5 separate regions of the Mus musculus genome follow, and all the other regions are linked to region 1. Evidence: chromatin loops called from intact Hi-C (ENCODE). Cell type or tissue: heart. All regions are shown on one strand. Region 1 holds the start of Asph (aspartate-beta-hydroxylase). Region 2 overlaps Clvs1 (clavesin 1). Region 3 overlaps Rab2a (RAB2A, member RAS oncogene family). Region 4 holds the start of 4930412C18Rik (RIKEN cDNA 4930412C18 gene). Region 5 overlaps Asph (aspartate-beta-hydroxylase).

Region 1 (5,000 bases):
TACTTTTAATAAAATCTCCAACGTGGTTTCTTATTGGATCACCGTGAAACTCTTTTCTGTAGGGCAGCCACAAATCCTGGTTTTGCTTGAATGAAGGTTTCTTAAGGAAAGGGGAACTAACTCTTCAGATTCCTGGAAGAATGGAGTGGAGATGTGACTATGTCCTATTGCTAGCAATACCAGACTTAGTTTCTGGACTGAAGGAACAAAGCCTCACTTTTCCTTGGAGACAGCTGTTCAAAAATGTAAAATCTAACTTCCCTAAACTGTGACCTATGAAAAGTGTCCACACTCAGGCCTCAGTCTGTCTTTGCAGGGAGGGTGTAGATGATCCCAGAAGCCTCTGCTGCAGGAGAGTGGCGTCAAGTAAGATATTCTCAACTGAACGGTAGATTTTTTCTAGGAAGGATAATTTGGAAGTAATTCTGCATGCAGTCTGAGTTCACATCCCCTCTCTATCACCAACTCTGGGACATTCATTACTTTAGCATTGCTGTGACTAAAATACTCAAAGGAAATCACTTAAGAGTGGAAAGGTTTACTAAGGCTCAGAGTTCCAGAGAGACTTTAATCTGTCGTGGCCAGGGAAGGCATAACATTAGCCCCCACTGTCAGAGGCAATGTGAACCCATGGCAGCAGGAGAGCAGGGCCTGGACTAATAAAATAACCCTCAAAGGTCTGCTCCTAGTGGCCTCTTTGGGCAGCCAGGTCATACTTCCTGAGGATTCCTCAGCTCCCCAAACCAGCACCACCAACTGGGAATAAGGGTTGTCTTAGTCAGGGTTTCTATTTCTGCACAAAACCTCATGCCCAAGAAACAAGTTGGGGGTGGGGGGAGGAAGGATTTATGCAGCTTAGACTTTCACACTGCTGGTTCCTCACCAAAGGAAGTCAGGACTGGAACTCAAGCAGGTCAGAAAGCAGGAGCTGATGCAGAGGCCATGGAGGGATGTTACTTACTGGCTTGTTTCCCCTGGCTTGCTCAACTTGCTCTCTTATAGAACCAAGACTACCAGCCCAGAGATGCCACCACCCACAATGGGCTGGGCCCTTCCCTCTTGATCACTAACTGAGAAAATGCCTTACAGCTGGATCTCATGGAGGAACTTCCCCAACTGAAGCTCCTTTCTCTGTGATGACTCCAGCTTGTGCCACGTTGACACACAAAATCAGCCAGCACAAGGGATTAAAACATTTGTGGAAGCTAGTTAAGATTGAACCTTTAAAGCATCAACTCTATAATAGTGTTTTGTGAGTAATTAAAATTTTTTATCTTGGGGATGGAGAGTTATTTATCTATTGTAGTTTAGATATCAGCACCTTCCATTAAGTGATATGGATCAGATTTGCCTCTCTGCCTCCCCCCATTCCCATCATTGTTTCCTGCTGAAAGAATGTCCTTTGTGGGCAAGAAGTTGTGTTCAAAAGAGAGGACTCCTGGGTGCCGAGGAGGCTCAGAGATAAAGAAATGCAGTAAGAATGGACGGCAGCACCCACCTTCATGGCTGTGTGAAAACGATGCCCTCTTTTTCCCTGTTCTGTGAGGCTCTTGGGTTCCACTTTTTTCCCCGGGCGGTACCCAGTATTCACAGCTGACAAGGCAGAGGCCAGTGGACCCTAATGATGGTCAGTGGTGGTTGAGGAAACTGCAGTCTCAGAAGGGGTCGTCCCACAGCAGTGGCTCACTCTGGGTCTTCTACAAGGGGCTGCTTCCAAGAACTCCTGGAAGATCTCGACATTGACAGCAATGTATTAAATCACCACATACTTCATGTTTTTTTGTTACCCACAGACACCATGTGGGCAATTGGTAACAAATGATCATGGTCTCTGCTGGACCTTGGCTGGTTCATCCAGCTGTTGCCATTTTTCTTTTGAATATTCAGTTCTCAATCCCGACGCAGTACACTGCATAAGCATAGGAGATCAATGGCTGGGGACATGAAGAAATTCTAGGTATTAGTGTGATGAGAGTGTTGTGCATGGTTAAGAAAATAGGGTTTTTGAGTCATGTTAACATTTTAATGTCTTAACTAAAGGTTCTCCAAAACTACTGATGGCACAAATCCTTATTTTTGACACTGGAAGGCTCAACAATCACAGTGTACTGGCGGAACTGTGGCAAATCCTTTTCAAAGAGAGGGCTTGCACCCTTGGTCGTACTTAGGCACCGGAACCAAATTCCCAAGAAGCCAAGAGGTGGTGCGCAGCTCTCGGGCACCGCCCTCATACCCGCCCCATCCCGTTGGAGCCAGAACACCAACGCTCGCGAGAGTCCTGCCGGCTTCCACGTTTGCCACGTTCCAGAGGATCCAGGCAGACTAGAAAGCCACAAGCCGCTGGGGCTTTGCAGTCACTGCGCAGCAAAAGACAAGCTTTGGCCTGAGGAGGGCAGGCGCGCGTAGCCTGCCCCGCCCCCTGCCAGCGGTCCTCGGGATTGGCTCGTGTTGGCGTCTTTCAGATCTGGTGGGTGGGCAGAGGCTGGCGTGGGCGGGGCCGAGGCCGGGGGGAGCTGAGCGCTCTTGGCAGCCTAAGGAGTCGCAGGCTGGGCGCACGCGAGGCTAACCGCGCGGCTGCACGCTGGTGCAAGTCGTCCGAGGCGCAGCGAGCGCAGTGGACGCTAAGGCGCTGCTACAGGAGTCTCGAAGCCCCGGTGTCCCTAGTGCACTCAGCAAGGCCCCGGTTCTCTGCAGTCCCCGGAGCAGCTCGCGATGGCCCCGCGCAAGAACGCCAAGGGCGGCGGCGGCAACAGCAGCAGCAGCGGCAGCGGCAGCGGCTCGGGCAGCGGTAGCCCGAGCACGGGTAGCAGCGGTAGCAGCAGTAGCCCCGGGGCTCGGAGAGGTCAGAGTCCCCGCAGGCCAGGCCCTGGCTGCGGGCGGGAGCCGGGTGGGCGCTGCAGGTCTGGTCTGATCCTACGTCCGCCGCTCCTCTCCATCCTTAGCGAGGCTCCTGTGTGCGCGGGGCGAGGCCGCGCTCACCGGGCGGGGAGGCGGAGGAGCAGAGTCGGCCGGAGGGGGACCCCTAGCACCAGCCTGCCCGAGCATTGGCCGGCCCTTTCTTGCCTTTCCTGATGGAAGCTGGGTGTAGAGGGCCCTTTATCTTTTTGCAGTTTTCGGGGCGCTTGACCCTGAGCCAAAGTCAGAGAAAGTAAGTTTCAGCCTGGCCAGCAGCGTTGAGGAGCGGCTTGGAGGAGTGTATTCAAGGGCCGGGATGAGACTTGATGCTTCGTTCTTGCAAATTATTTTAAGGAGTTTTGTTTAGTTTTCTTAATATGTATTGCGTTTGCCTTTTAAAATACAAAGGGACATCATAAAGTACTATAGGGATTTTCTCTGTGCCTCCTTTTTCTTTTCTCAATAAAATAAAATAAAATCATAACCCCCCCCCCCCCAAAAAAAAAACCCAACCAAACAAAAAACCCAAAACCCACAAACAAAAAACCCTACTGGTTATTCACCTTTCTTCTCCATGTGCTTAGCCAGCAGAGTGGAGAACAGATGTTTTAAATCTGTTTCGTGTCAGATTTCACCGGTTCTCGGTTTCTCTTATATTTCCTTTGACTCATATTTAGAATATTGGAACTGGAACACACATGTGTATTGAATGTGAGCTCTCAATATCACTGGAAATGATTTAGATTCTATGCTTTGGTCTATGGGCAGCTCATTATTATATGTCATATATAGATTGGATGATTATGGTTTTATTAGTATATGTCAGGACGATAGATGAGCCAACTATGGTTTTTCTTCATAGCACTTGCTGTCTTCATGTATATTCTGTCTTCATGTATTGTCTTTGTTTCACTCTCTTCTATTCCCCATTATCAACTAGAATAGTTCGTTTCCTTAATAGCTGTGCAATAAATATTTGATTAGAAAATGAATGAATAAATGTAAATGGGGAAAGTTAGGCAGTTAAATCCATTGTACACATTAACATTCTGAGAGCTGTTTGTATTCTTAATGGAAAGGACTCTATGTACACAGTTTGAGGTCCAAGGCCACTGTAGTAATTAATTCACCTCAATACCGGTAAAAATGACATTCAGGCTCTCTGGCTCCTAAGTCAGCTAATCTGACATCGGCAGCGCCATTGCTTTGTGGTTGGAGCATAGATTTGAAGTATGTGAATGAGAAGAGCCTACTGAATGTTGAGGAGAAAGCTAATGAGCAAGATTTTAATGTGTTCTGTAGCGATTGCCTGGTGAAATGCGTCTGCTGCTGTCCTGGGAGCTTTGTGTGTGCTGGGGAAGTGCTTTAGCCGCTGAGCTACATCCTAGACTTTCATCTCTATCCTTTACACCCTGATTGCATCCAGGGAAGTCTCTTATGAGGCCTGCCAGTACAGAGAGTGTGCACCGTCCCCTGATAAGTACCAGTGTTACAGTCAGCTGGTAGGGCTGGGAAACCCCAGGATGTATAGTACCTTATTCTTAGGATGTATATATAGTCCCTTATTCTATCATTAGGATGTATAGTCCCTTAGTCTATCATTTGCCCACACTTTAGAGTGACATAACTATAATGAAGCACAATTTCATTCATAATGAATGAAACACCTGTGTTCTAACCCCTCCCCCCAAACTCGAGCCTAAATTACACAGAGCGCATGATTCTTCCTAGGCCATTATTTTAAATAACTATTTCAGTAACTACTGAGTTCTGATTGGGTGAAAGAGAAGGCACCCCAGGTGGAAACTAAAACTCTTCTTCCCTTTGTGCTAAACAGTTACCATTATAATGGGAAAGCGTGGTTCTGTTTATTGCTTTCTTACAGCAGGGTACACCTGAAAGATAAACAGGGTACTGAAAACAAAGTTAACTTTATGTGGTCACTGAGGTAGGGACATGGACATGCAAACCAACTCTAACTGCTGGGGAGTCCGTAGCTGCAGTTACATTGCTGTGGCATTTAGTGTCTTCTAGTTAAATAAGGTGAGAAAATTAATGCTTAAAGGTCTTGCTCAGCCTGTGAAAACCCAGGTAGGACAGAAGAG
Region 2 (5,000 bases), 220 kb after region 1:
AGCAAATGTGCAGAAACCTTCATTGTTAAGTCATCCAGGTACAGAGATCCAAGCTAGAATGTTGTAGACCTGTGCAGATGCCCCATTGCCCAGGCAGGGAAGACAGATGATTGAGAAGAGAACATGGAAAGAAGGGAAGACAGAAGGGTAAATCTATTGCTCACACAATAGTCTCATTTGCCCTTCTTATTCAGATGGACACTGTTCACTCTCCCCTCCTGAGATGCAATTGGGACCTGTGTTATTTCTTTCAGTAGATACATTGACAGCAATGACCTGGAATGTCTTACCCAATAGAATGTGTCTTGGTTGACTGATAAGTGACAACAGGCCTGTTCCAAGATATTGAGAATAAGGAAGCAAGCAGCATCTTGCCCCAGGTTTATATGTCCCCTAATTGGGAACATGGCTTCTTAACTTTTGACATGATAGAATTCTATTTACCTAGTCACACAAGAGACATTTAATATTAAAACTCGATGTCAGTGACTCACTATGTCATGAAATATTTGAAATTCACTGAAAAGGTATATAGCAAACTCTTGTTTTTGTAATAGAAAGGATTAGAATGAGATTTATTCAATGTGAGCACACTGGGAAGAGAGACAAAGGCATTCACAAATCCCTCAAGTGGTCAAGGCGTGTTCTCAAGTACCCTTGACCCATCCTTATTGGGATTTCAGTCTCATCCTGTCAGACAACTGTTAGAATTGTTTGAAATCTCTTTTCAGGAGACATGCTCCCTCTCAGGGCACCCTTCCCTCTTCCTAGGATGAGATTCCTGGGGGAAAATCCCATTTCTTTGGGATCCTTCTTGAATCTTGCCCTTAGTAAGTTAGCTACATAAAGATTGCCTCTGAAAGTCAATTCAATTGCTCACTGATGAAAATGTCTCCCTCTGGTCAGCATGCTTAGGCTGTGCTCAGTTCAGCACAGTAGATAAGACCGTTTAGTGGCTCTGTCTACTCCTGAGAAGCCAAGTTCTCGTGCTAAAATAAACATCTGTATTTCTCCTCTTTTTAATGCAGAATACCATCTAACCTCATGCAGAGGGTGATGGGTAATTTCAGTGGTGGAGAAGGCAATCCCTACAAGGTTTCACCTAGTCTTTATACCCAGAGGATGCTTTCCTGTTGTTCTCTGCTTGGTCTGTGTTCTTATTAGTTGTCCTCCATTGCCTATCTGAGCTATGGAGAAGCCCTATAAGGACCTGACTGCTCTGTCCTTTACATGGAGTACATACCAGGAATCACAATGCCAGGGCCAAAAGGTACTGCAGAGGTGGTTTGGCTAGGCTCTCCCTTGAGTTAGGTGTTAACCATTTGTTTCTTGAGAATCAATCTCTGCATTTCATCGGGGAGAACCCCACAAAAGTCATTTTAATTTTCCAAGTTAACAGGAGGGTTAGTTTTGTGGAAGAACTCAGAACTCTCTGACCCCTTGGCTTGTAGCACTTCCCTCCAGGAATAGAAATTTCTGCTGGAGGTAGAAGGTGGATTTGACCAAAGCACATTGTATTCATGTTTGAAATTCTCCAAGAATAAACTGAAAATATATTTGGGTCTGAGGAAATAGCTCAGTCAGTAAAGTGCTTGAGGCACAAACATCAAGACCAGACTGGAAGTCCCAGAACTCACATTTAAAAAAAATAAATAAACAAAGACATGCTTGCAATCCTAGTGTTGGAGAAGAGAGATGGGGAGAGCCTTGGGAACTTCCTGCCAGTCTGCGTAGTCTACTCAAAGCCGGTGGGAGAAACCGGTTTAAACAACAACAAAAAAAAAAAAAAAAAAAAAAAAAAACAATCAAGGTAAACAGCACTTGAGAAATGAGGTCTAAAGTTATCCTCTGATCCACACACAAATGTGCACACATGTATATGCACACCATGTAAACATTCACCCATACAAAAAAAGTGCATATGCAACACACACACACACACACACACACACACACACACACACACACGTGTACACACACACATGCACGTACTGCATATTTTTAAAGGATCCTAAGCAATCTTCATGGCTTTTTTCTCCAATAACCTCAAGTACAGAAGAAGTTCCCCCCAAGGGGCTCCCCGCTAGATTAGAATGCCAACACGAACTTTATGTCCTCAGGTTAACGCTGCCTTCTCCTTTGTAAATTGGAGATAAAAATAATGCCTATATTATGGGGAATAGCAGATGCTGCAGAAGTGAGGCCTAGAGGGATTTCTGTGTTTGAAAGAGCCTCATCTCTGCAGTCATTCAACATTCGGGGGGTGGGGGTGTAGGTTTGTGAGCGCCGAGGTGTGAGCATTGAGCGTTTATAGTGCTTTTGCTAACACACTTTGAAAGCGAGCTCAGATGTGGGAGGTGGTCCACAGAAGCACAAGACATGTAGATTTTGAGCACATAGATATTTGTGGACATTCTTATCAGCTATCAAATCAGAACTTAAAATAACAGTGCAGAAAATGACTGCAGGCGTTCACACTGCCTCCTCTGAGTAGTCAGGTTTCTGTAGGACTAGACCAGCACAGAGAGCCAGGAGTCAGCCTCTCCGTCCACACTCCTTTCCCTCCCTCCAGAATCAGTGGTGTGAGCCCGGTGACGTCACCACAGCAGGACCGGGATGTGATGTTCTGAAGAGGCAGAGGTATGGTGGAGGCTGCCAACAGCTGAGACAATCAATGCTGGTGACTCATTCCACCCCTGGGACAGCTTGGAGAAGAATGGCTAGTACTCTGCGTAACAGAGCCCTTTCATAGCTCTGGTTTTTAATCAAATGAGAGTACATTGATGGAACTTGTCTGGTGTTATTAGCTCAGTGTGAATATCAGGCCTCTGAATACTCACATCCATCCATCAGAATGTAACTTGCAGCGTGGGCGACTGTCTGTGTGGCGGGTAGACTCAGGGCTGGCATGGTGGTGACACACAGCCATGACAGCAACAGATGCTAAGTGAAAGCCCAGTGAATAGACCTGAAGAACGAGTGGGAAAACGGGTGGAGGGTGAATGGCTGGATGGACAAAGTGGAGAATGAAATGCCAAAGGATTTGAAATGTGGTAAAGGAGATAACGTTTTGTTTGGAATGGAGAAAATAAAACAAAAGACTTTGCTCCCTGAGGTCTTGATAAATGTATAGCCTAGCATACTGGTGCACAGCTACAATTCCAGCACTCAGCAGCTGAGGCAGGAAGACTGTGGTTTTGGAGCTAGCCTGGACTATTTAGTACATTTCAGCCCAGCCCCAGCTACATATCAACTGAGACCCTGCTTATAAATATATAAACAAGTAAATAAACAGCAAGAAAGATTGCTTAGTTGGGACAGTTTCCCAGGCAACAACGAGGATGGAGATGGCATCAAATGCCCAGTGCTTAGGAAGACCAAGCTGGTTCCACGGCCACGTCCTGGCAGTGATGGGCATGGTTCATCATGTTAAACGCTACACAAACAGGATTTCCTGTACAACTGCAATGTCTTACATGCAGTCAATTACTGGTTTTCCCCTTTTAAGTTAAATAGTTGCAGATCAGTATACAAGGAGAAGAATGTCTGGGTATGTATTCCAGAGACTTCAGACACAGCGAATGGGGCATAATAATAAGTGTGCTGGACTTTGTCCAGGGCCAATGGAAAATTGAATCAAGGCTTTAAGTGGAGGAAAAACAAATGAAATGGATTTTTTCCTTGTGTGTGTGTGTGTGTGTGTGTGTGTGTGTGTGTGTGTATGTACATAGGGAATGTGGAGGCCAGAGGACATACAACATATACAACCTTGGAGTCCTACGTGGTAGTGGAAGACCAACCTCTTCAAAGCACATTTTTCTGTGAGACTGAGTTGGGAGCCCTGATGCGACCTCCTGGTACATCCGCAAGACTTGTCCAGCAACTCTGTCTTCTACACAGGCCACAGATTTCTGTACGTTCAGGAGCATCTTGAAGCTGCTTATAGGGCAGCCTTTAGCATCCAATTCTAATATTTACCCTTCATTTAATCTACACAGCCTAGTAATAAGGAAACTAATTGCTGTTCGTCTCAGGCAGAGGAAACCTAACTCACAGGTTGATAGCTACTCAGGCACACAGCTATTCTGAGCTCATAGGATTGGGACCCACGTCCCATTCCCTTAATGGCCCTTTATCCTGTTCTGTGAGCTGGCACTTAGTAGAAATTTTAATGAACAGATGAATGATTGTTCTAAAAACAAAATAGGTGCTGTAAATGTAAGCTGTTAACGGAATTTCAGAACCTAGGAGGAATCATATGACATCTTAGAGATGATTTCAAATCCTAATCAAATACTGATTACAAAGGCTATGTTACGGTCCACTCCACTGCAGACTCTGAGCAGTGTTTTGTTCCTCACTTCGTAGAGTATCTACAACAGCCTTTACTCTCATGCAGTCCCTTCCTTTGCTGTTCTCTTCCTTTGCTGTTTTCTCCCATCTCTGTTCTACTCCCCCACCTGCCCTTCATGAAGGTACCCCGAGAACCCCTTCTACGCTAAGATCATGTGAGAGGTCACCTAATAGTGGGGAGCCATGCATTCTCTGCCCTTGGAGAGTGTTCAAACTATAGCAGTGTGACTTGAAATGTAGTAAACTCCATAAATACACAGCAATTCAGTGATGGCTTGTTGAGACAAGGAGGCTGGAGGACTGCCTTCGGGGATGTGACAGTGTAATGCAGATGTGAGGACTGAGAAATCACTGTGAACCAGAGGTCTGCAGTCCTGACACTACATGAGAGGTGAGGCTGAGCATGCCATGGGTGGTGGGGAGGAACTCTTAGATAAAGGCAGAGGCTGGTAGTCAGAGAAGACTAAAAAGAAAGAGAGAGAGAGACTGGAGGTACATAGGTGACAGTTTCGATGAGAAGGGACAGAGGAGGCATCAACACTGATAAGACCAATACAGACAGAATTGCTACCCAGGCCAGAGGGCAGGCTCTGGCTGGGAAAGGGTGCTGAACAAAACTGAGGGTCCTGTGGGAACAAGGCTCCTTT
Region 3 (5,000 bases), 1.1 Mb after region 1:
AAAGCAAAAGAAACAACACAAAAGTAGACTTGGTGCTGCATTCCTGCAACTTTAGAATACAAGGGACTGGGGTAGAAGGATCACTGAGGGCTCATGGTCAGCCTGGACTACACAATAACACAGTGTCTCAAAATTAAGTAGCTTAAAAAGAAAACATTCTTTCATGATTCTATGGAAAGAGGTAGATACATATATTATTACTATGGAATAAAATCTATTGTACATGACCTATAAGAAGTATGTTAAGATATAAATGGTTTGTGCAAAATTAGAAGCTGTAAGCAAAATAAACTATTTCATGTACTAAAAAAGTAACAGTAACAAAAACAAATTGTTAAATTAGGAAAATATAGACTAGTTAATTAATCCACATAATTATTGCTAAAGTTAGCTTGTTAAATTTAAGTCCATGACATATACAGGAAGTTCAGATTAAACACAATCACACTTATGAAGATCTCTGGCAACATCTATAAAAATTAAATGCAAACAGCAGCTGATCCAGAAATTTGACTTCTGACACAAATGTACAAGCTACCAATACTAACACTGAAGACAAAGGGTAAAGTGGCTGGATGTGCTGACACATCTTTAATCCCAGTGCTCTGGAGGCTGAGCATCTCTGATCTCCTTGGAAGCAAAAATGGGAAACTGATAGAGACTGGCCAATCAGATACTGCTGCTCAGAACTTGGAATCTTGAGAGGGTGCTACAGCACCAGGGTCATTGCGAGAACAGTCCACAGTTGCCACAACACAGATGAAAGAGCCCAACAGAGTCACTGGCATGAATGTACCATCTTCTTAAGCAGGCTGTATGATACCACGAATCTGGCTGTGTCCTATTTTTCTCCATCATGCCCATTTTGAAACTTGATTCTACTATCTTCCTCCAAATTCTGTGAACTACCCAAGGTTTTTGCTAAAATCTTGTTTAAGTAGTTCTGGTTTCTATTAGACAACACAGAAGTAGACTAAGATCAGAAACAGATTTAATTATGATTTAACTATGCAGAAATTCTTAAAAACTAAGACTTATACATGATATTACAAAAGACAACTAAAAAAGTATAATAGTAATTTCTGCACAATTCCATTGGTAAAATTAGGATACAAGGATCAGACAGAATTATTTGTTTTAATTTATAACTGGTAAGTCACTCTGTTATGCTACTGACTGAAGTAAAGTTTACAGAAGTGATTAGGGCTATGCATACTTTTACTTCCCCCTTTGAAACTGGGTTTTTTAATTTTATCCAAACAGATGTGATAGCTCTACCAACAGATTCATTTTTACAAAACAGGTCTGTAGAACTACAAAGTTTCTTCCAAAAAGGGGTTCAAAAATGAGGGAAATCCTTCATGTGGTGTCTTATGGTTTCTAATTGCTCTAATAAAGCCATGAACAAAAGCAACTAGAGGAGGAAAGGGTTTATTTCATGTTCTAGATTGTAGCTACCCAACCTTACTTAAAGTGTTGCCATTTTATCCAGGGAAGTAAGGACAGGGACAAGGTAGGAACCTGGAGGCAGGAACCTATGCAGAGGCCATGGAGGAATGCTCTTGCTAAAAGGCTTTGCTCCCTCATGGTTTGCTTTGCCTGCTTTCTTACAGTACCCAGCACCACCAGCCTAGAAGTGGTACCACATAAAATGGGCTGGGCTCTCCCACATTAATCACTAAGAAAATGCACTAAAAACTTCCCTATAAACCAATCTTATGGAGACTTGTTCTTCAATTGGAAGTCCTGTTTCCCAAATGATTTTAGCTTGTGTTAAGTTGATATAAAAGTGGCCAGCACACCATAAAAGCAAGCACAGAGGAAGTCCAAGTCCAGGCAGAGGGTGACTACTGCCCAACCATTGGTTTCTGAAGACAAACTGGTAAAAACTGGAATGTCTTTCTCTGATAGTCTTTCCAATCTTGGGTAGTTCAGGAAGACATCTTGAGACAGAAAAGAACTTTTTCAAGTTTATTAAATACAAAGGGCATCAAGATCAAAGTAGCTACTATTTTGTAATCATCTTGTTTTCAACTCAGGGAGTTAGAATAAAATCAGCAAACTAGTCTTTTTAAATAGGCAAAACCTACCCCACTAGTTTAATTTTAGGAAGCTCAATGAAGGGAACAATTAACTTTAAGTATTATTATTAGTAAGCCACTTTGTGGTTAATAAAGCACCTGTACATAGTTTTATATCAAGCTCAAAAAACAAAAACAAAAGCCCAGTAAAGTATGTAAATTTGGTATTCTATAAGATGCAGAGACCTGAGCTTAACCAAGGTCATACAGTGGAGACACCACACCAGTCAGAATCTTCTAATTATAAAACTGACTCTTGGAAAGTGTCCAAGAGTGGTGTAGGCCAAAATAGCCAGAGGGACTTGTGATACCATTTGACTTCTACGTGTTTAGCAGTTATTGCTAAAAATGGACAAATACCTGTCTTCAATAAAGTTTATTTCATTAATAGTAGTTAATTCATTTTGAGATAAAGCCTTGATATTGTCAGGCTTGTCTGGAACTATATACCCTAAACTGGCTTCTAACTCAGAATCAGCTTCTGAGATGCTGGAATTACAGGCAGATGACAGCATACCAAGCATGAACATCCTTCTTACACTAGCATACAAGCAGTAAATAAATAAGAGACACTTAACTGACACCTGAATCCAAACATTGTTATGAAGTTAGAGAGAAGAAATGGGGCTTGAACAGGTACTTGGCAGACATTATATCAATTTTATAAACAGAAAACTCAGAAATTTATATTTTCATCCCACAGAACAATGGTCTTTATAATGTTCTATAATGTCCGAGTGACATAACATATCTTGGGAAATGTGATATTCATATTATTGTTTCCTGTGTGATATGTGCTATAAAAGCCATATGTTTGTCATCTATGTCTTGATCCTTGTCTATCTAACAGTGGTACCTAATAGCAGAAATTAATTCAAATTCTTCAATGATTACATACAAAACATTTCATTTTTCAAATTATAGACTCAAAATAAAAATTAAAATATTGTAATAGATTACATAAAAAAATTATAGGAATCCATACCTCATGAAAATGTAGAGAAAAATTGACTATGAAGTAGTCAGTCCCAACTGGTACAATCTACAACATAATCCTACACCTGAGGCTCAGGGACATCACGGAAGGGAGCAGAAAGACTGGCAAAGCTAGAGGGTCAAGAACTAAATTTCCTGGTATGGTGATATGTGCAAGGTGGGGTGGGGTGGGGGAGAGATAGACAGCAGAGATAAAGGATCCCTGCAATTTTCTGGCTAACCAGCCTAGCCAATCTGGTGAACTCCAGCTTTATCAAAAGACCCTGCGTCAAAAGACAAAAACTCTCTCTCTCAAGAAAAACCTAGGTGGAGAGAGATGAAGACATCCACTGTTAACTTCTGACTTCCACATGGCATATGCCCACAAATCTACACACATGTACCCATACAAATAAATGCACACATACATTGAAAAAAATCACTAGTGGAGTTGAGATGGATGGATGGACTGATGGAGAGACTGATGGATGGACAAAAAGACTGTAAATCATCTTAATATGAGGAAACTTATATAAACCATTTAGATACAACAAAGGGAAAAAAATGCTAAGTACAAGAAAACACAAGAGAGGCTAGGAACACTAAAGACAAGCCATAGCAAACTATTTAAAAGTACCACATGGTCACAAAGAAGGTAAGCAGAAATGTCCGGGAGCTGGAGAAGGAAATCAATATATTATATTAGGACACATAGAAGGCAAAAAAATAAATTTGTTTGTTTTTTTAATCTGGACACTAGGCAGCATGGTCAGGTCTGGGTTAGTTTTTAAAACAAAAGTGAGATAATTATAGAAACATTCAAGCAAACAAGACAAATTCATAGTCACACACTGTGATGGTCTGAATTAGAATGGCACCCCTAAGCGTCTATGTTTGAATACTTGGCACCCATTTGGTGGAACTGTGTGGAAAGATTTAGGAGGTGTGGCCATGTTCTTGTTGGAAGAAGTGCGTGGTGTGGGCTGGGGGGTGGCCTACAGGCTTTGAGGTTACAAAAGAAAGGCGTTCCCAGTGCTCTCCATCTCTGCCTTACAGTTGTGTATCAAAATGTAACTTCTCAGCTGCTCCTGTGGAGACGCCTTTGCTCTGTCATCATGAACTCTAACACTAACTCTCTTAGAATGTAAGCCCAATTAAACATTTTCTCTTCTTTTTAAAAAATTGGCTTTTCAAGACAAGATTACTCTGTGTAGCCCTGGCTATCCTGGAAGTCTGTAGAGCAGGCTGGCCTTGACCTCACAGAGATTTGCCTGCCTTGGCCTCCCTAGCGCTAGGATTAGAGGTGTGCACCATCACTTCTGGTTTGTCTGAGTGCAAGTACTATTTCTTTAAATAAGGGGACTAAAGGACTATGAAGCACCAAACAGCAACTCAAACCAAGAGATTAGCAAACCCACAAAAGACAATCTGATAAGGGCTTAGGAAAAGCAAAGGAATCTTTACAATACAGGAGAAACTGCAGATTCTGGAGTCAGAAAGGCCAGAGTCTAAAATCCAACTTAGTTATGTGCAGTGTTGTACTATGACAGCTTCCTAACCCCCAACTAAAAACAGAGTCTCTCCATGGACACTAATGTTCCGATACAATGAGCTACAACATCAGAGAAACTGCCCTATACAACCAGTTACAGCAGCTAGATGTGGTGGTAAATGACTGTCATGACGTCCAGCACTTGAGAGGCTGAAGAAGGCAGAACTGCTGCAAGCTCAAGACCAGCACTGAGTGCATGAGACCTAGAAATTAACAACCAACCAACAAATGCAAAATCAAAGCAAGACTGGGAGAAGGGAAGGTTTGTTTGGTTATCCAGGTGGACCCAAGGTAATTACACACATCTTTAAAAATGGAGATGCCTACATTAACCAGAGATGGGAGACACAAGAAGATTTAGATAGGCAGGTCATGGCCCAGGCATGGTGGTG
Region 4 (5,000 bases), 100 kb before region 1:
GTCTATAATGTAGATAAATTATTTTACCCATAATGTCATGAGAGAAGATGGTGAGCTCAAAATTGAAAGTGCCTATTATTCACAAGTACACTCCCTATCACCCAGGGCCCTAACCCTCTCTGTCCTTACCTCCCCTTCTACATCAGAATTCAAATGAGATGGGGAGGAAGGTGACTTAGGGCATTTCTGTAGTTTGTAGTTGCAGAAATCAATTTTCTTTTCAAAGTGGGTGGAGCTATGAGCTTTAAGCTTAGGAGGCGGGCTTCACCTATTCTCCAAAACTTTTAGTCTACATAATCTCACTTGAGCATCATTTTAAAAATATATTTATTTCTTCTGGAAAAAGTTTTTTTAACCATCAATTAATCATTAAATATTAATAGATTATTAAAAAAAAAGCCAATTTCTTCTCCCAAACAGCTAACTGCTCATCAAAGGAAAAGAACCTGTACAAGAAGCAGAAATACTCCACGCTAAAACTCTTAATGTGCCCTGCCCCTCAGCACTTGCACAGTGTGGGAGAGCTGGCCCCAGGGAACGAGTGCGCTTTCCAGCTGCCTCAGGCAGGAGAAGTGGTGCCACCCCCTCACCTAGGCAAAGCAGGAGAGCTGCTGGCTGGATGAACAATTCAGCTACCATTCAGGTCCAGATCCAGGGCTTTTAATGGGCCCGCCCCAATATCTGCCCCATCTATGAACTGCTTGAGCACATGGAGGGGTGGGTCCTGCAGATCCAAGGCTGCAGACACAGGGCAACAACAGGATATGCATGATGAGCCCTGGTGACGATCCAGTATTGATACTGTAGAAAAAGCCAGAAACCTCCAACCAAATCAATGACATTTGGAAGAAAAATTGATTAGGCAAAAGGGTATACTATGTGACACACCACAGCTTCTACAGAGATATTTTTTGTTTGTTTGTTTTCTTTGGGGAGGAAGTTTGCAAGGGCAGAGGGAAGATATAGAAGGATGGGAGATGAGTGGGATTGGAGTGCATGATGTGAAATTCATAAAGAATCAATGAGAAGTTAAAAAAAAAACTAGCTATGATGACATGTAATGTCTTTTTTCCTTTTTAATTGGATATTTTCTTTATTTATATTTTAAAAGTTATCCCTGTTCCTGGTTTCCCCTCTGAAAAACACCCTCCCCCTATTTCCTACTCCCCCTCCTGCTCATCAACCCACCCACTCCCACTTCCTGGCCCAGGCATTCCCCCACACTGGGGCATCGAGCCTTCCCAGGACCAAGGGCCTCTCCTCCCACTGATGCCCGACTAGGCCATCCTCTGCTACATATGCAGCTGGAGCATGTACTCTTTGGTTGGTGGTTTAGTCCCTGGGAGCTCTGGGGGTACTGTTTGTTTCATATTGTTGTTCCTCCTAGGGATCTGCAGACCCCTCAGCTCCTTGGGTCCTTTTTCTGGCTCCTTCATTGGGACCCTATGCTCAGTCCAATGGATGGCTGTGAGCATCCACTTCTGTATTTGTCAGGCACTGATGAAGCCATATATTATAATAAGTAAATAAAAGTTTGGCTACTTAGATCAATCTTCAAAAACCAAACAAACAAAGTTTAAAAAAAAAAACCCTCAATGTAACAGAGCATGCTTGAAATTTCAGCACTCAGGAAGCTAACTCAGTAAGAGTGTGAATTCCAGGTCTTATCTAAACAAACAAAGAAACACTTAATAATAATAATAGTAATAGTAATAAAATGGGGGCTGGAAGATAGCTCAGCCCTAACGTTCATGTCTGGCATGCAAAATACCGTATGCAAAACCAAAACAAATAAAAACACCTCACAAGCCTGGAGAACAAGGATGAGCCTGAGAGATGGGTAAACCTAAAGCGGCCAAGGACGTTGGACAGAACATGATGTTAACAAAACAGATGTGGTACAGGAAAGAAAGTAGCCCAAGCCTCATCTTTCCTTTTACATTGAGACATTGAGATGGGTAGGGAATTGCAAGTGTGATTGACTGCCAGAGAATATTATACACTTGTTTTCATTCTCTCTCTCTCTCTCTCTCTCTCTCTCTCTCTCTGAGATGGTGTCACTGGCCTGGAACTTGCGAAGTAAGTTAGGTTAACTGACCAGTGCACTCAAGGGATCCACCTATCTCTACCTCTCCAAAACAAGAATTAAAAGCACGGAATAGGACTTCAGCCTGCCTCCCCTCCCCCATCTCTCCCTCCCTCCCTCCTTACTTCCCTCCCTCCCTCCCTCCCTCCCTCCCTTCCTTCCTTCCTTCCTTCCTTCCTTCCTTCCTCCCTTTTAGTTTTCTGAGGCAAGCTCTCAGTTAGCTCCCTCTGACTTCTTACTCCCCAGTACAGATTACTACATGGCTTCCTCCAACCTTAGAAATGATCATGTATAAAACTGTTTCCATTGGAGAATTAAATTAGTAAAGGACTGGTGGTGGAACTCAGCTGGTATAGTGCCCGCCTAGCCCTGGGTTCCACCCTCAGCACCACATCAAATGGGCGCGGCGGCAGGACACATCTGCAGCTCCAGCATCCTTAGGGTTGCGGATAAGCATCAGGAACTCAAGGCCATCCTTTATACACAGGTGAGAGTATAAAACCAGCTTGGGCTACACGACCCCAGACTCAAAGATTCGAATATGAAAGGGTTAAAAAAAATCTAAAAACAAACGTGTAGGAGGTAAACTGTAAACATAGTTCGCAGTGATTATGATAACGACTAATATTTACTTAACACTTATAATGTGCTGGGCACTATCGTTCTATTAGCTCCTTCCACATTAGCTGGTCTAAAAGCTTGCTGTGGAAAAGGAAGTAGGTTTGTGGAAGGGAGCCAATCTGTGAAAATCAGGCCTCTATTACAGAATACACACACGGAAGCAGAATGCCTTAAATTTAGTGAGGTTCCTTAAAAATTTGTCAAGTAGATGAAATTAATGAGTTCACAATTTCTTGGAATTGTGAGAAGGGTAACCATACTGTTTTAAAAGGTTATTCCTATTTATACCGCTAGGGGGCATAGTTTAAAAACAAAACAAAACAAAACAGGTTGGGGAATACTACTTGCAGTGAATGCTGTTTTAAGTGTTCTGGCATTCTAGTCCATGACAGATTTTTTTTTTTTTCTAGTGCATACGATAAACAAAAATCTTTCCCACTGCAGCTCCCGCGCATGCTTCATATTCACCAAGGTTAACCTGAAACCTCACTATAAACCCAACTTATCTACCTCCAATCCTGGCAGAAGCTGGAGGAACAGCCCGAGGGCTCGCATGCTAATTGCTCTGATCGCCACCAGCGCTGAAAAGAAATACCAGGGGTAGGATGTACGTAGCTGAGTTCAAGTGCCCCAGAGGTCAGATCGCACAGGTCCACTCCCCTACCTCCTCACCGCCCCAGGCTGTGCAAGGGCGGAGGGGAAGGAGGCCAAACCGCTGTCCTGCCAACGACCCGCTCCTTCCGGCAGAGGTCTCCGTTTCAAACTTCACTCTGGCTGGGCCGGGCACAAACCTTGGTGTGGGCCTGGGCCGCCAGGAATCTTACGCGCCAGATTCAGCTACAGCAGAAGGCGAGCAAGTTGCTGGGGAAATTAAAACCGCCAAAGAGGACTCGGTCACCTAGCAGCAGGCCTGCCCACCTCGTTGGCCTGAGAGTAATGTCCAGACTCTGCGCAGGTCCCTTGAGGATACCCGCGCACGCGCCGCTCACACAGCCCGGGAAGTCACTGTTAAAACCTCTGCGCACTGGACTGAGCCTTTTGCGCGACCGGTTCCAAGAAACACTTTTCGTGACTCGATGGGAAAAAGAGCAAGAAGTTGGGAGACGGAGCAGGGTGTTATTCGGGGTTCTGTTACAAGAAGGAAGTTTTAAGGTACTAATGGAGCCATTGCTCAGAGATAGGTTGCGTAGTAAAAAGATTTTCCATTTGGAAGAAAGGGGTTCTGGGATGGCAGAGGATCGTTACGTCAAATGGTGCAACATTTTAATACAATCTACAGACATTTTCTGCATTCTTTAAATTATCCCTAGATTACTTTTAATGCTGGATATAAGGGAAACACTACACAAATAGTTGTTATGCTGCATTATTTTTGGAAATAACAAAGAAAGACTGTACATACATACACTCCTCAGAAATCTGTGAGGGATCAAATCTGTAGATATGGAATCTTCAAGTTCAGGAAAGTGGCTTCCCTTTCTCCACCTAAGGAGCTACATAAAACCGTATTAGTGGTGTTAGGTCAGATACCCTTTAAAAATATCGCATGCCTATGGTCCTAACATTCAGTACGCTGACGCGGAAGGATCCATGCTGGAGCCGTTCAGGTAGTGAGTCTGACAGCATCCCGGGTTACTCAGCAAGACCTCACCTAAAACAAAACAAATATATATGAGAGCAAGTACCTAGACTGTACACTTTCAAAGTCTCAACCACTGCAGGTGAAGTATGAAGACAGAAAAATATGGACAGAAAACGGGTAAACTGATATGTTTTCTGCTGAGTTTGACCATGACTCAGCAGTGTCTCTACCCTGCTGTCTTTCAGTCTTGAGACCCAGTATAACAGAACTGTCTCCTTATGAATTCAAAGTTCCTAATGAATGATTCACAATTTGAATTCAAAATTCAAAATAAATATTACTTAACAGCGTCTTCACAGATTAATCACACACACACACACACTGTGTGTGTGTGTGTGTGTGTGTGTGTGTGTGTGTGTGTGTGTGTGTGTGATTCTAGGAAAAGAGTCAGGCTCTGGAGATTCCCCCCAGACAGAAACTGAGGACCAGGTAACCAGCCAGGTGGCAGAACATAGAATAAAATAAATGAGTAATTAAGGTAAGAGCTAGTTGGAGAATAGAGCCAAAGCTATTGACCTCAAAATTTATTCATATATAGAAATCTCAGAGTCACTTTTTCGGGGGAATTTATGTGCCGGCAGGAAAGAAGCAGTTTCAGATAGCCATGGTTAAACTTGACGGATCAAAAAAAACATAACAAATGACACAGAT
Region 5 (5,000 bases), 210 kb after region 1:
TTTTACTTTTCCTGTCTCTGAATACAAGTGAAAAGACAGAGGACTGTGTTTTTAAGGAAAGGATCTAAACTAAGTAATTAAAACTGCAGTGTTCTGTGGAAACAGAAAGTTCAAGAACATGCTCACTTATTGATACAGGGTCTAAGCGGATAGCCCAGGCTGGCCTCATGCTCACCATATAGATAGCCCAGGCTGGCCTCATGCTCACCATATAGACCATTTGAACTCATGATCATACTTCCTCAAGCTCTGCATAGTCTTTTAAAGACTTAGTAAACTCTATCAGGTGCTGATGAGATGGATGGATCAGCGAGTAAAGGTGCCTGCCTCCAAATCCCATAACCTCAGCTCAGCCCCAGAGGTGCACATAATGGAAGATAACTATCTCCTGCATATCCACCGCCCCACATGCAGCTGAGAGATGCTCACAAGCATGTGCACACATACACACACATGTCATATGTCAATAAAATATTTTAAAATGAATTTTGTTAAAGAAAAATTCAGTGCATAATACATGAAAATGCCCTTGAACTTTTAGGTTTATTTTTTTAAAAAATGGTTGAGGACTGGTTGATTCTAGCATATCTAGCCTTTCCACATTGCAAGACCATGTTGTTACCATGTTGTTACCTACAGAGTTTATGTTCAAGAACCATGTGTTCCAGTTATCAAAAAAAAATCCTCAATGTTTTAAGTACGTTGAAGATTTTGTTTTAGGCTATATTCATAACTATCCTGGGACATATGTGACCCACAGGTTGCAAGAAGGACACACATTTGACTTAGAATTACTAGAAAATCCCTAAACAGTGGTTCTGAAATCCTATGTAGAAGTCAGTATGCTCCCTGGGAATCACTCTTCCTAGTTCACAAGAAATGTAAGTTAATGAATGGAATGATTATGTTTTTTAAATATGCCAAAATCTTTGGTTTCATTACACCAATCAAAATATCCTGGAAAATGTCACTTTGTGCAATGGAGATTTTTGTATTTAATTTGAATTACATGTAGACTTTTAAATAGCTTCCAGATTCTCTGGTGCTCAAATAACTGCAAGAGCCTTTTGTCATTGGTATCCAAGATATATTTTCAGTCTTTGAAAATGAAATCAGATTTCATAAGGAGTGACATCAAGTATACTCTTGGTAATCTATTGTCTTATCCATACTTCTTGTTTTCTTCCCATGTCTGTTTCATAATTTTCACTATGAAGTTGAATGTCTACCATATCTTCTTATCAAGTCTGCAGGTGGAATCAAGTATAAATGTGCTAAGTTCAGACGTACCCCAATGCTTACTATGATAATAGCTCTACCTGCAGTAGTTCAACCTTATGGTTGTGAAGAATGAAGCCCGTTTACTAGAAACTGAACTTGTAATTGTTACTTTCTTCTTGGGTCAGCAGTATGTGTTAACACCTTCTAGTGATGCCAGAACTTAGCAGCACAGCTTCTGTCAGCCACTCCATCACTTGAACCACCAGCCAAGTTGCTACTGGGTGCTACGTCACTAGAATTTGTTGGATATTGGTTTCTGATAAGTAATGTTAGCAATTCCACACATTAGTGTTCAGTATGCTTTGCATTAGATGATCTTGCCCAACTATAGGCTAATGTCAACATTCAGAACATGTATCCCATAGGCTGGCTGGCATATTCAGACTGGATAGTGTATTGTATACATCAGCAATGCCTGGGGCTTTTGATTCATGATGGATTTATCAGGGCATAACTCATCCTTAATAAAGAATTATCAGTAACTTGCCCCAGATCACACAAGTGTCAAATGCCAGAATGAAATGCTATGTTCGGCTCCCTTTAAAGGACTTAGTGTCCTGCTGTGTCCTGATACTTTTTTATACTCTTTTCTCTCCTGTGTCCCTGTTGACTTTCCTCTTTTTCCTTCTTTATTTAATCATGGTTAAATACATATCATAAAGTAAAATATGTTAACCATTTTAAAACACATAGTTGGTTAGCATTCACTCACACTGTTACAGCCATTGCCACCACCTAGGTCCAGAATAGTCCAGTCTGGATGGGTGAGTACTAAGTCTATACTGCTTCCCCATCTAAGCCTGACAGCTTCCACTTCTCTTTAGTCTCTGATCTTGACTACTCCAGGACCTTACACAAGCAGAACCACAGAGAGTCTGGTCTTTAGTGACTACCTTGATTCACTTAGCATAATGCCCTTTAGAGACTTGTTGGGCTGGGGAGATGGCTCCCTGGATAAAAGTCCTTGTGGTCACATCTTTTAGGAGGACACCTGACGCAGCATCTAAATAATTTCACTTCCAGCTCAGTCGATTTGTTGAAGATCCGTTTTGTGGAAAAAATGAGTCTTACATCCAGTGACCAGAAAACCAGACTAGGTGTTTCCTAAGTTGTATTCTATCTTAGGAAAGCAGACAGATTGGAAATTAATCTTGTTTATATTCTTAGCTTCATCTGCTATGTAAGTGGGTTATACATGGAATATCTTAAATCAGTACTGCAAAGGACCCTACAGGGCCTCCAGCAGAACCTTAGGAGAGAGCTGTTTGAGAACCAAGCTCTAGAATGGTAGTCTAAATGAAGCACTAGGAGAGAAACCTGCAGGTGGTGGCTGTGTAGTGCTTTTTTTAACCCACCAAAGGTTGTGGGCAGAGTTAGTGCTCCTGTCTGTATACAGAGATATTAGCGAGAAGATACATCTTAAGTGATACTAATGTGCTAAATGCTGTTAACTTTTAAAAGAAACTTTTACTGGGACTTTTTTTTTTTAATATTAAAATTCCACAAAGTTTTAAAATTTTATATTGTACCTTAGCAAAGACTTACAGTATAGCAGGAGCGATGCTAGCTGGTTACCATATTATCACCAGGACTTGTTTCTTGAGAACATGATTGATGCCATTTTACATACTACACACTGCAGGCCCTGGCACTGTGGCCATCTGGCTCACATGGTCTTTGTGCTTTATCTTCAGCTGGGTCCCTGGCCTCTAGCCACTAGAGGGCAGTGCTATGCTCCACACCTCTGTAACAATGAGAAATATTTTTAGGAGTTTCCAAATGTAGGGGTGTTAGTCTCCTATCTGATTTAGGATTGGTAAAAATCCTTTCCCAATCTGTTGGTGGTCTTTTTGTCTTATTGACAGTGTCTTTTGCCTTACAGAAGCTTTGCAATTTTATGAGGTCCCATTTGTCGATTCTCGATCTTACAGCACAAGCCATTGCTGTTCTATTCAGGAATTTTTCCCCTGTGCCCATATCTTTGAGGCTTTTCCCCACTTTCTCCTCTATAAGTTTCAGTGTCTCTGGTTTTATGTGGAGTTCCTTGATCCACTTAGATTTGACCTTAGTACAAGGAGATAGGAATGGATCAATTTACATTCTTCTACATGATAACCACCAGTTGTGCCAGCACCATTTGTTGCAAATGCTGTCTTTTTCCACTGGATGGTTTTAGCTCCCTTGTCAAAGATCAAGTGACCATAGGTGTGTGGGTTCATTTTTGGATCTTCAATTCCATTCCATTTGTCTACTTGTCTATCGCTATATCAGTGCCATGCAGTTTTTATCACAATTGCTCTGTAGTACAGCTTTAGGTCAGGCATGGTGATTCCTTTTATCTTTGAGAAGAGTTTTTGCTATCTTAGGTTTTTTGTTATTCCAGATGAATTTGCAGATTTCTCTTTCTAATTTGTTGAAGAATTGAGTTGGAATTTTGATGGGGATTGCATTGAATCTGTAGATTGCTTTTGGCAAGATAGCATTTTTACTATATTGATCCTGCCCATCCATGAGCATGGGAGATCTTTCCATCTTGAGACTATGCCGGGGCCTAGCAAACACAGAAGTGGATGCTCACAGTCAGCTATTGGTTGGATCACAGGGCCCCCAGTGGAGGAGCTAGAGAAAGTACCCAAGGACCTAAAGGGGTCTGCAACCCTATAGGTGGAACAACAATATGAACTAACCAGTACCCCCCAGAGCTCATGTCTCTAGCTGCATATGTATCAGAAGATGGCCTAGTTGGCCATCAGTGGAAAGAGAGGCCCATTGGTCTTGCAAACTTTATATGCCTCAATACAGGGGAACGCCAGGGCCAAGAAGTGGGAGTGGGTGGGTAGGGGAGTGGGTGGGTAGGGGAGTGGGTGGGGGAGGGTATGGGGGACTTTTGGGATAGCATTGGAAATGTAAATGAAGAAAATACCTAATTAAAATAAAACAAACAAACAAACAAAAAACAAATGTAGGGTGGATTTAGGGGAGGCAAAGTCACTCCAGAGAAGAATAACTAGCATACTGGAGAGATCTAACCATAACATTTCTAAATTAATAAACTGATAAAACTAACTAATATTTTTTAAAAGGTCAATCTCTCTTCTCTATTAACCACCTACTGGCCCCTTCCCTCTACTGCATGCCTCTATCTTGCATTCAGCAAATGTGTTGCTTAGTGGTGTTATACAGTTCCTCTGAATATAGGGAATAGAGTGCCCCCTTTGTTGTCAAAGGTTTACAAAGGACAGAAACTTAGAGTGGGCACCAAATGACAGAATAGGCATTTATTACCATGCAAAATCAAACATGAAAAGGAAACTAAGAAAAGAACAAACCAAAAATAAAGAAAAGGGGGGAACCAACTAACTCCCCTCTTTTTAAATACCTTAAACAGAGAGAGAGTCATTTTCTTGATCTTAGAGTTATCAGAGAAATTGAACAATGTCAGTGGCTGTAAGGAACAAACTACAGGATAGATAAAAGGAAAAGACAGCAAGTGCCCGAAAAGAGACAATGCCCCCACTCAGAGCAGCAAAGTCACAAGGAACAAAATGTGGGAACAACTCAAATGTCTAGGTGAATGAGGATACACTGGACTGGAGGAAGCAGCACACAGCAGCACACAGCAGCACACAGCAGCACACAGCAGCACACAGCAGCACACAGCAGCACACAACAGCACACAGCAGCACACAGCAGCACACAGCAGCACACAGCAGCACACA

What was found. Hi-C counts contacts between places; a loop is a spot of excess contacts. Peaks named below come from ENCODE experiments on the same cell type or tissue, not always from the same donor. Only the 100,000 strongest peaks of a DNase experiment are listed, where the experiment ranks them.
Region 2: it touches region 1 in a loop (2.5-fold over the local background); 4 of 42 quality-filtered maps call a loop at or near these places.
Region 3: a loop joins it to region 1, with 2.7 times the contacts of the local background. A loop is called at or near these places in 2 of 42 quality-filtered maps.
Region 4: a loop joins it to region 1, with 6 times the contacts of the local background. A loop is called at or near these places in 24 of 42 quality-filtered maps.
Region 5: a loop joins it to region 1, with 2.1 times the contacts of the local background. A loop is called at or near these places in 3 of 42 quality-filtered maps.

Annotation. Positions count from the first base shown.
Region 1 is chr4:9,666,623-9,671,622 of GRCm38, reverse strand. It overlaps Asph (aspartate-beta-hydroxylase), which reads left to right and starts at 2,461. Exons shown (of 24, transcript NM_023066.3): 1 at 2,461-2,842. The coding sequence starts at 2,713. In heart, a CTCF peak has its summit at 2,377 (motif pointing right); a DNase peak (open chromatin) is centred at 2,382; H3K4me3 peaks cover 2,143 bases; H3K27ac peaks cover 1,795 bases.
Region 2 is chr4:9,442,271-9,447,270 of GRCm38, reverse strand. The region is part of intron 5 of Clvs1 (clavesin 1); the gene reads right to left. Among named protein-coding and RNA genes, the nearest start is that of Gm11816, 160 kb to the right of the region's middle. In heart, no CTCF peak of the experiment used is centred here; a DNase peak (open chromatin) is centred at 2,620.
Region 3 is chr4:8,542,069-8,547,068 of GRCm38, reverse strand. All of the region lies in intron 1 of Rab2a (RAB2A, member RAS oncogene family), which reads right to left. Among named protein-coding and RNA genes, the nearest start is that of Rab2a, 8.9 kb to the right of the region's middle. In heart, no CTCF peak of the experiment used is centred here; no DNase peak of the experiment used is centred here; H3K27ac peaks cover 446 bases.
Region 4 is chr4:9,769,320-9,774,319 of GRCm38, reverse strand. 4930412C18Rik (RIKEN cDNA 4930412C18 gene) reads right to left here and starts at 3,735. Exons shown (of 4, transcript NR_030693.1): 1 at 3,626-3,735. In heart, a CTCF peak has its summit at 2,983 (motif pointing right); a DNase peak (open chromatin) is centred at 3,659; H3K4me3 peaks cover 1,785 bases; H3K27ac peaks cover 1,105 bases.
Region 5 is chr4:9,454,557-9,459,556 of GRCm38, reverse strand. All of the region lies in intron 23 of Asph (aspartate-beta-hydroxylase), which reads left to right. Among named protein-coding and RNA genes, the nearest start is that of Gm11816, 170 kb to the right of the region's middle. In heart, a CTCF peak has its summit at 2,992 (motif pointing right); a DNase peak (open chromatin) is centred at 2,986.